Linked DNA regions of Homo sapiens: region 1 is linked to region 2. Evidence: chromatin loops called from intact Hi-C (ENCODE). Cell type or tissue: mammary epithelial cell. All regions are shown on one strand.

What was found. A loop is a pair of places that touch in the nucleus more often than their neighbours do. Peaks named below come from ENCODE experiments on the same cell type or tissue, not always from the same donor. Only the 100,000 strongest peaks of a DNase experiment are listed, where the experiment ranks them.
Region 1: a loop joins it to region 2, with 2.9 times the contacts of the local background. A loop is called at or near these places in 4 of 110 quality-filtered maps.

Annotation. Positions count from the first base shown.
Region 1 is chrX:103,439,432-103,444,431 of GRCh38, forward strand. The region is part of intron 2 of LL0XNC01-250H12.3 (a long non-coding RNA gene); the gene reads left to right. Among named protein-coding and RNA genes, the nearest start is that of LL0XNC01-250H12.3, 37 kb to the left of the region's middle. RefSeq lists enhancers at 1,006-1,691, 1,692-2,378. In mammary epithelial cell, no CTCF peak of the experiment used is centred here; DNase peaks (open chromatin) are centred at 2,650 and 3,290; H3K4me3 peaks cover 147 bases; H3K27ac peaks cover 2,420 bases.
Region 2 is chrX:103,355,289-103,360,288 of GRCh38, forward strand. TCEAL9 (transcription elongation factor A like 9) reads left to right here and starts at 1,218. Exons shown (of 3, transcript NM_016303.3): 1 at 1,218-1,318; 2 at 1,795-1,873; 3 at 2,327-3,174. The coding sequence starts at 2,397. The coding sequence ends at 2,711. LOC124905204 (a long non-coding RNA gene) reads right to left here and starts at 1,276. Exons shown (of 2, transcript XR_007068284.1): 1 at 1,166-1,276; 2 at 1-188. RefSeq lists an enhancer at 671-1,870. In mammary epithelial cell, no CTCF peak of the experiment used is centred here; no DNase peak of the experiment used is centred here; H3K4me3 peaks cover 1,926 bases; H3K27ac peaks cover 1,880 bases.

The sequences.
Region 1 (5,000 bases), 84 kb after region 2:
GATCAGAGGAAAGACCTGGAAAGGATAGGGAATTCTCTACAGAATGTAGATTTTCACCAGAAGGGACAACTTTGCAGGGCCATTTCAAAATATGTCAAGGAGATATGTTTTGTGGTAAAGTACTTTGATTCCATTCAGGGCCTGCTATCTTGTGATGCTATACTAGAGCCAGTCTGGAATTTGGTGTCTTATTTGGTGTCTTTATTGCTACAAAGTCTTGTTTTGTCAGTCTTAAGATCTCTTTTAATGTTAATGCTGGTTAGTTGTGCCTGAATTCCAAAGACAGAATAGTATAATGAGGCATGTCTGACCACCCATTCCTGCCATGGCATGAACTAGACTTTCAGATTTACTTTGGAATGCCCTTGGCCAAGAGGGGAGGTCTATTAGTCTGTTGGGGGCTTAGAATTTTACTTGTGGTTTACAGAACCTTTGAGAAGTGTTTGGGCTGTGAAGGCTCTACCTTCATGAATGGATTGTCATTATTACAGAAGGTGGTTCATTATTGCAGGAGTGAATCTGTTATAAAAGGGTACATTCAGGTCTCTTTTGCCTCTTGCCCTCTGCCCTGTGATGATACACCAAGAAGGCCCTCACCAGATGCTGGTCCCTCAATCTTTGATTTCTCATCCTCCGTAACTGTGAGCCAATAAAATTCTGTTAATTAGAAATTACCCAGTCCCAGGTATTGTCTTATAGCAGCAAAAACAGACTAAGACAGGAAATTGGTGTCAAGAAGCCTGGCTGTTGCTATAAAAAATACCTGAAAACGTAGATGCAACTTTGGAACTGGATAATGGGTGGAGGCTGGAAAATTTTGGAGGAGCAGGGTAAAAAAGCCTAGATTTCCATAAATGGAACAATTCAGGTGAGGGCTCAAAGAAGAGAACTGTAGGGAAAGTCTGAAGCTTCTTAGAGATTACTTAAGTGGTAATTGCTGGGTGAGGTGTCAGAGCCCCAGCATCAGAAAGTGGTTGACTTGCAGGTTGGTAAGAATTTACTGACAACAGTATAGGTTTGAAAAAGGAAAGTTTTATTAGAAAAAAAGTATGTTGCAGAAGAAATGCAGCATTTACGGACCTTAAAGTGGGAGCTTAAGTGTAATTTGGACCATATTAGCCATGTAGGTCATAATAAGTGATTACATTTGTAGACATTTTGGTTCCTTAATGTCAGCAAGGGTTGTACAATGAGTTTTGACATGCATGGATTCCAGAGATGTACAGAAATTCTAGTTACTTAGAAAATTTTTGAAAGAGGCCTGGAACCTTTAGGCACTAGGGAAGTTTAATTACTTCTAAATTCCTCAGATAAGGAATTTTGCCTCAGAATGGCCTGTTTGATGGTTGCCAGGTGTTTTTGGCTTTCTTCGTTACACTTCTAAATTCCTCAGATAAGGAGTTTGTGTCTCCAGGGCTTACTCGATGGCCACCTGGTGATTTTGCTCTCCTGACTTTCCCCCTGACAAATATTTTGGTAAAATCTTTGACCCTCTAGTAATGATCAGAATGTTCATAGAAATATGGACAGTAAAGGCCATTCTGATGAGGTCTCACATATAAATGAGGAACAAAGTATTATAAACTGGAGGAAAGGCCATCTTCATTATAAAGTGGCAAAGAACTTGGCTGAATTGTTTCCAAGCCCACACAAGGGCTTTGTGGACGGCATAGTTGAAAAGCAGTGAGCTAGGAAATCGGTGAAAGAAACATCTAAACAAAAAAACGTTCCATATGTTGTGTGTCTTCCTTCAACTGCATACAGTAAAATGCTAGAGAAAAAAATGATTTAAAGATGGAATTTATAATTAAAAGGGAGCCAGGCACGGTAGCTCACGCCTGTAATCCCAGCAATTTGGGAGGCCAAGGCAGGTGGATCACTGGAGATTAGGGGTTCGAGACTAGCCTGGCCAACATGGCGAAACCCCATCTCTATTAAAACTACAAAAATTAGCCAGGTGAGGTGGCACATGCCTGTAATCCCCGCTACTCAGGAGGCTGAGGCAGGAGAATCGCTTGAACCCAGGAGGCGGAGGTTGCAGTGAGCCAAGAGCACACCACTGCACACCACCGTGGGCAATAGAGTGACTTCATCTCAAAAAAAAAAAAAAAAAAGTGGCGGTGGGGTGGGGAACAAAACTTAGAGATTTAAAGGATTCTCAGCCTAGTCAGGTGGTAGAGAATCAAAGAGCACTTTCAGGAGAGGAAACCAAGGATGTTTCCAAGTGACCGTTTCATAAGGAGATTGGTGTGGATAGAAGGAAGCCAGGGGCTATTCATCAGAACAATGGGAGAATGAACCCAAAGTCACTTCAGAGATTACCAGTGCCACCCTTCCCATCACAGGCTCTGAGTGCCAAGACCTGGGTGAAGGAAATATGTCAAAAAGAGAGGCTGAGGACGACCTTAGAACCTTTGGACTCACGTCCCAGGGCTGCTTCAATTTTCTGCTCCCCATATTCCAGTGCAGCATTTCTTGACTACCCCAGTCATGGCTCAAATGGGCCAAGGTGCAGCTCGACCTGCCACACTGGAAGGTACAAGTCATAAACTGTGGTGGAATCCACATGATGCTAACTCTGCAGGTGTGCCGTATGCAAGAGCTGTATGGGCACGTCTTCCTCTACCTAGATTTCAAAAGATGTTTCAGAAGCCTTGGTGGACAAGCAGAGACTTGTTGCAGAGGTGGAGCAAAAGCAGAGAGCCCTCACTAGGGCAATGCCCAGTGGAAACTCAGCTTTGATGTGGAAGTTCTGCTGGGCATTTCCTTAGTCAGGGCTCTCTCCAGTCAGAACTGTGGGGTCAGAGCCACTGCAGAGAGTCCCCACTGGGACAATGCCTCGTAGAATTTTGGGAGTGGACTGCCTGAGAGACCCCAGAATTGTAGGGCTACTACTGTGCAACACCAGCCTAAGAGAGCTGCAGGCATGAGACTCCAACCTATGAGAATTGCTGTGTGGGCTAAGCCCAGAAAAGACATAGGGGCAGAGCTGCCTAAGGCCTTGGGGGCCCAATTTCACCTCAGTGTGTCCAGGAGATGGGACATGAGGTCAAGGAAGCTTATTCTAGAGCATTAAAATTTAATGTTGTTCACCCTGTTGAATTTTGGACTTACGTGGGACCCTCTTTTCTTGTCTATTTCTCCTTTTTGGAATGGGAGTGTCTATCCATTGCCTGTTCCACCACTGTATTTTAAAATACATAACTTGTTTTGATTTCACAGGCTCACATCTGGAGAGGAATTTGCCTCAGCATGAATCATGCCTTCCGTTGAGTTAAATAAGACTCTGGACTTAGGCCTTTTTAGTTGATGTTGGAACGAGTTAAGACTTGTGGGGCTATTGGGATGGAATGAACGTATTTTGTATGTGAAAAGGACATAAGTTTTGAGGGGCCATTGATGAGATGCTGTGGTTTAAATGTTTGTCCCCGCCAAAACTCGTGTTGAAATTTGATTGCCATTGTTACAGTATGGTTGAGTATAACTTTTTCAAAATGCTTGGGATTAGAAGTGTTTTAGCTTTCAGATTTTTAAATATTTGCATTATACTTACCAGTTGAGCATCCCAAATCAAAAAATTCAAAATCTGAAATGCTCCAGTGAGTATTTCTGCAGGTTATATTTGCACTCAACTGCTTCTGATATTGGAGGATTTCAGATTTCATATTTTCAGATTTGAGATGCTCAATCTGTATTAAGATGTGAGATAATTAAGAGGTGATTAGTTAGCTAGGCATGGTGCTGTGTGCCTGTGTTCCCATCTGCTTGGGAGGCTGAGAGAGAATCACTTGAAATTTGAGGATACAGTGAACTATGATTGCAGCCTGGGTGAGAGAGTGAGGCCCTGTCTCTTTAAAAAACAAAAAAAAAAAAGAGAAAGAAAAAGAAAAAAAAAAAAAGAAGTGATTGGGCCATGAGGGTTCTGCCTTCATGAATGGATTAATGCCATTATCACAGGAGTGGATTTCTTATCACAGGAGTAGTTTTGTTATACAAGGGCAAGTTTGGCCCCCTTTCACTCTCTCATTTGCCCTCTTGCCTTCCACCTTGTGATGACACAGCAAGAAAGCCCTCACAAGATGCTGACATCTTGATCTTGAACTCCCCGGCCTCCAGAACTGTGACCCAATACATTTCTGTTCATTATAAATTACCTAGTCTCAGGTATTTTGTTACAGCAGTGCAAACGAACTAAGGCATATGCCATTCATAAAGAAATAAGATAGGGAAAAGTGAAAAGTAATAATGTTGTGAAATACATTATTTGCACAGACCTAGTAAAACAGGTACTTTCATCCTGTATTTTGTTGGGAGACATTAGTATAAAAGATTTTAAAATTTAATCAGGCTAGCTTTTAATGTTCATGCTCTTTGACAAAGCAATGTTCCTATGGCAACTTATCATCCAGATACAGCCTGAAGAGGCCATAGCCATCATCACTTACATGTCCCAGCTACTTCAGACTGGCCATTTTTCTAGCTGGCTTGTTGCCTTCAGCCCCCTGCCGCCCACCCTGCTTCATCCATTCTTCCATCCAAGCAAGAAAATCTGTCTCATGGCTGGATCCACCTCAAGCATTGATATAGAGCAGTACTCATGTTCTTCTACCTCTTGGTTCAAACTAGAAAATCTACCATGACAAGATGCTACAAAACACGTACTCCTAACCACAATAGACAGCCATGGAGCTACTTCAAGCATTGATATGGAACAGTGCTCAGGTCTCTACTCCTGGAGGGCCTTGTAGACATCCAATCTCATCCCTGCCTGAAGAAGTCTCCCACCTGTCCCCTTTCTGTGTCCTCAAAGGCACAGGCAGGTGAGGGGCCTTTGCTTCTGCTTCTGGCCCTGCCATAAACCTCCCTTCAGACAAGGGGAGGGGGCACAAAGGCTGGCTTCCTCCTGTAGAAAGGGTAAACACAGGGAGAACAGAGATAAACCTCACAGCAGCACGTATCCTGATAAATTTGCTAAAGATCCCTCACTAGCAATTCAAGGT
Region 2 (5,000 bases):
TTGTCTTTTCTAATTGTACAGATGAAAAATTAACTCTTATTTTTATTTTCAATAGATCTCAATTCTATGAGCATATGCTATTATTCCCTTCTTTCAGATGAGGAAACTCAGGTTCACAATGTGTACCTGACGATTAATTGATGATTCTTCAGGCAGCACAGCTTCCTGGTAACACCACCATGAGGACTCTGGAATGAAACATTACTCTTTTTTAAAAAATTCTGTATCATTTTCCTCACAAAACTTCTAATATCACAACAGCTTTCACTTTAAAAGCACTTACTATATGCCACATGTACAATAAGCACTGTACATGTATTAACTCATGTCATTAAAGTAATTTTTTCTTTGTCTTTTCTGACTATAAAAAGATAAAAGTTGCCCAGTGCAGTGGCTCAGGCCTGTAATTCCAGCCCTTTGGGAGGTTGAGGCAGGAGGATCACTTGAGCCCAGGAGTTCGAGACCAGCTTGGGGAACATAGACCCTGTCTCTACAAAAAAATTAAAAGACTAGCTGGACATGGTGGCACACACCTGTAGTCCCAGATACTTGGGAGTCTGAGGCAAGAGGATCACTCGTTTCGAGGAGTTTGAGGCTGCAGTGAGCTGTGATCGCACCACTGCAACCCAGCCTGGGCAACAGAGTGAGACCCTGTCTCAAAAAAAAAAAAGAGAAAGAAAGACAGAAAAAAGAAGAGAGAGAGAGAGAGAGAGAGAGATTAAAGTTACCTTTTTAAAAAGGATATAGAAGTACGAAAAATAAAAAGTAAAAATTGCATTCAGAAATCTCACTCTTGTTCCAGGGTCTTTTTTTGTTGTTGTTTCACAACTGCTGCCAAGGCCACCCTGCTCTACAACAGCTAAGAACCAGATTGCAGAGGAAATGGAGGCTAGAGGAGGGACGACTGATGGAGGAGTTATCCTGGGAGTGGAAGAATGGAAGAGACAATTCTCGAAAGAAGTAGAAAAGTTCAGTAGCTCCAGAAAAAGAGGTAGCCCCTCCCTAGTAATCAGAGTCAAGCAAATAACATTTTTCCCGCTGGGATAGGAAACAACAGAAAAGACTGACAGGGCCAAATGTATAAGTGGGGGGCGGGGAGGGAGAGAGGGTGGGCCCACTTCTGCCGCGCTTTTGGTGGGAGTGGAAATTAGGGACCCGAGCTCACTGGTGACGTAGATCTCATGTGACCAGGAGTCGACGTGTGCAGAAGTCCTGGTAATCTGGTCCTTGTTCCCGTCTGGATACCAGCTTCCTTCAGCAGCGCAGGCGGTGGTCCCTGAGGCCCGTGGAAGGAGTCAAACTTGCGGGAATTTTGCAGGTTGGTGTCACTGTAGGTGTTGACTGGGGATTTCTAGTGTGGGGGGGTTTAAGGCAGAGACTTGTGGGAGTGCCGGTCAGGTCCGTCCCTCCACCCTCCACCTCCAGGTCTACGGGAACTGATGACCCTTGGGAAAGGGACTAGGGGTCCTAGGAGAAGAACAGGGAGACCTGTGGTAGTTTAAAAATAATCATCCTCTGCTATCTAAGACTGCTTTCCGGACCCCCACCCTCCTCCCGAACCCCGCCTCAGTCTTAAAGATAGTTTGGAAATAATCTGCTTTCTCACTCTTTGTCTGATGGGAAAAACGAACTGACTTGCATGCACTGTGGAGAGGGGGTGAACTAGGGGAAACAAAAGGTGGGAAACTTTCCATATCCGAAACCCTAAAGGAGGAAAGCTACGTGTGTCAGTCTCTGGCGCTGGTCGGCCCACCAAGCGCTCGCCCCACCCCCACCGTCCCCTCCCGTTTCCAGTTTATCTGCAGGGCTGTTGTTTCCAGCAAGACCCAAAGCTAGAAAAGGAGGAGGAAGAAACTGACCCGATCAGTGCCAGGTAGGTGAGAGGAATATTATAAAGTCTCCTGGGGTGGAGACAAAGGTTGTAAGCGCCACCGTTCCTGCCGGCTCCCTTCCACCCCACCCCTTTCCCCTCTTCTTTTCTCTCCCCCTTCTCCTTTCCCCTCTTCCTCTGCCTGCCAGCCACCTTTCTCTTTTCTGGCCTGGTCCCTGTGTTAGGCCCTATGGGGGAAAAAGGTCTGGGGAGGGCTGGACGGCGGAAAGGAGGGCCTTGGAAAAGGTTAGAGGGAAGGACAAGAGAGAAGTGAGGAGGTGGAAAGTGGAGGTAAAAGGAGTGGGGATAGTGAAGCTCTGATTGCTGACTGGGCTTCTTAGGTGGAAGATATTTTATAACAGCTCTGAATAAAAAAAATTAAATGCTAAGGCCTCTGTCCACAGCACCTGTCCACTCACCAAGTCTTTAACTTACTGTCTTCTTTTTGCTTTCTAGAAGTCATTGTATTCAAAGAAGAATAAGCAAGAAAGAAAAGAAGGAAGGAAGAGAGGTAGACAGATACAAGATGAAATCCTGTCAAAAAATGGAAGGAAAACCAGAAAATGAGAGTGAACCAAAGCATGAGGAAGAGCCAAAGCCTGAGGAAAAGCCAGAAGAGGAGGAGAAGCTAGAGGAGGAGGCCAAAGCAAAAGGAACTTTTAGAGAAAGGCTGATTCAATCTCTCCAGGAGTTTAAAGAAGATATACACAACAGGCATTTAAGCAATGAAGATATGTTTAGAGAAGTGGATGAAATAGATGAGATAAGGAGAGTCAGAAACAAACTTATAGTGATGCGTTGGAAGGTTAATCGAAACCATCCTTACCCCTATTTAATGTAGTTTACCTTGATTTTTATCTGATATTAACAATACCATATAGCTTGCTTTTTATTAGCATTTCCTGATATTCCTTTGTCCATATTTCTACTTATAACCTGTTGCTATTAATGGTTTTAGATGTATCTCTTGTTATCTGCATCTCATTGTTTATTGTATTTTGAACCAATCTACAAGTCTCTGTCTTTTAATAAAAGAACTTTACACATTTGTAAAAAAGAGGTTCTTGGTAAGATATAAAATGGAAAAAGGCTAAGTAATATGTGAATATCATATTTTTGAAAGGTAAAAAGTACATTTGTATATTACATATATGGACATAACTTGTGAAGGATGAAAGAAAGTACAGCCTCTCGGTGGTGGGATTATGAATGATTTTTCTCCTTTTGCTTGTTTGTATTTTCTATATTCCTAAAATTAACACACATTATTATTGCTAGAATAATAAAAGTTTTATAAAAAAGAAGCAACAAGCAGCACGTATTAGTTTATTTCTAAAAGTATTGGGGCATTTAATATTTGTTGACAGAATTTTAGAAGAAATGTGAACTTGAAAGTAACTCCAGACCACTTAGCTAGAATAATAAATTTTACATATTTTCTCATCTTTAAAATAAAGAAAATAATCTCACAAGGATCTGGTGAGGGCCAAATAGAGTAATGACTGTGAGCTATGTTTGACAGAGTTTTGTTCCCATCCCAACTCCGTAAGAGATTAATTTCAGCGATTTGGAAGGGTGGAGAAAGTAGTTCTTATCTGTGATTAAGAACAAACCCAAGGCCGGGCGCGGTGGGTCACACCTCTAATCCCAACATTGGGAGGCCAAGGCGGGCAGATGACGAGGTCAGGAGATCAAGACCATCCTGGCTAACATGGTGAAAGCCCGTCTCTACTAAAAATACAAAAAATTAGCCGGGCATGGTGGCAGGCGCCTGTAGTCCCAGCTACTCGGGAGGCTGAGGCAGGAGAATGGTGTGAACCCAGGAGGCAGAGCTTGCAGTGAGCCGAGATCGCACCACTGCACTCCAGCCTGGGTGACAGAGCAAGACTCCGTCTCAAAAAAAAAAAAAAAAGGAACTGTGAGGTGGGTGCCACCTTTATGTTCATTTCCTGATATGCCTACCCAGCTTCTCATGCCCCTGCCCTTCATACTACCATATATACTGCGTTTTCTGCCCCTTCTGCTGGGTCCTGCACCTTCAGGCCCCTACCACTGTGAATGTGCTAGAATTCTCAAGTAGTGAAGCCCAGCATATTTCTTTGGCACCCCCAGTAAGCTTAGTTCCCAGACTGACCTTTAGAGAAGTTAGGAGATTGCCCATCTCTTCAATTTAGATAGACACTTATGCAGTGCCACATGAGTCATGATGTCTTATAGATATCTTGGCAACTTTGGGATTTTAACTTTCTCCCCATAAGGCTCAGACATGATAGGTCCATCTGGGAGTTGGACCAGAAGACAAATCTGAGTAACAGACATTATGTTTTAGTCAGAATTGCTGCCCTGGATCTGAAGACTACCATTTTATCTTCCTGACTCCTATTTCCTTAGGACGAATGATTTCTCCCAGAAGACTGGTGGCAGGCCCTCCTCATCTGTTCAACAGATATCCCTAGACTTGTATAAATTTTGAAGGAAAATTCAAGTCAGATTTTGGAATAATCCCATCCCTGGCTGGAAATATATGAAAGTGCTGTGTAGGCCTTATTGTATGTCTATATCTACATATCTCTGTCTGTCTGTCTGTCTGTCTGTCTGTCTATCTATCTATCTATCTATCTATCTATCTATCTATCTATCTATCTATCTATCTATCTAATCTTTCTTTCTTTATTTTAAGGTGGAGTCTCACTCTGTCTCCCGGGCTGGAGTGCAGCAGCATGATCTCAGCTCACTGCAACCTCCGCCTCCTTGGTTCAAGTGACTCTTGTGTCTTACCTCCCGAGTAGCTGGAATTACAGGTTTGCACCACCACACCCAGCTAATTTTTTTTTTTTTTTGTATTTTTAGTAGAGACGGGATTTCGCCATGTTGTCCAGGCTGGTCTCAAACTCCTGACCTCAAGTGATCCACCCACCTCTGCCTCCCAAAGTGCTGGGATTACAGGCGTGAGCCACCGTGCCCAGCCCTATCTTTCTTTCTTTACAAAAGGCCCACTATTGTGCCTGTCATGTGTCATTTTCCTCTGTGATGCCATTTTGGGAACTCTTCATGTCTCCAGACCATTCTTCAAGGTGATGGCAGCCTAATGGTTGCTGGTAGGGCTGCAATTCATGTTGGAGTGAGATAA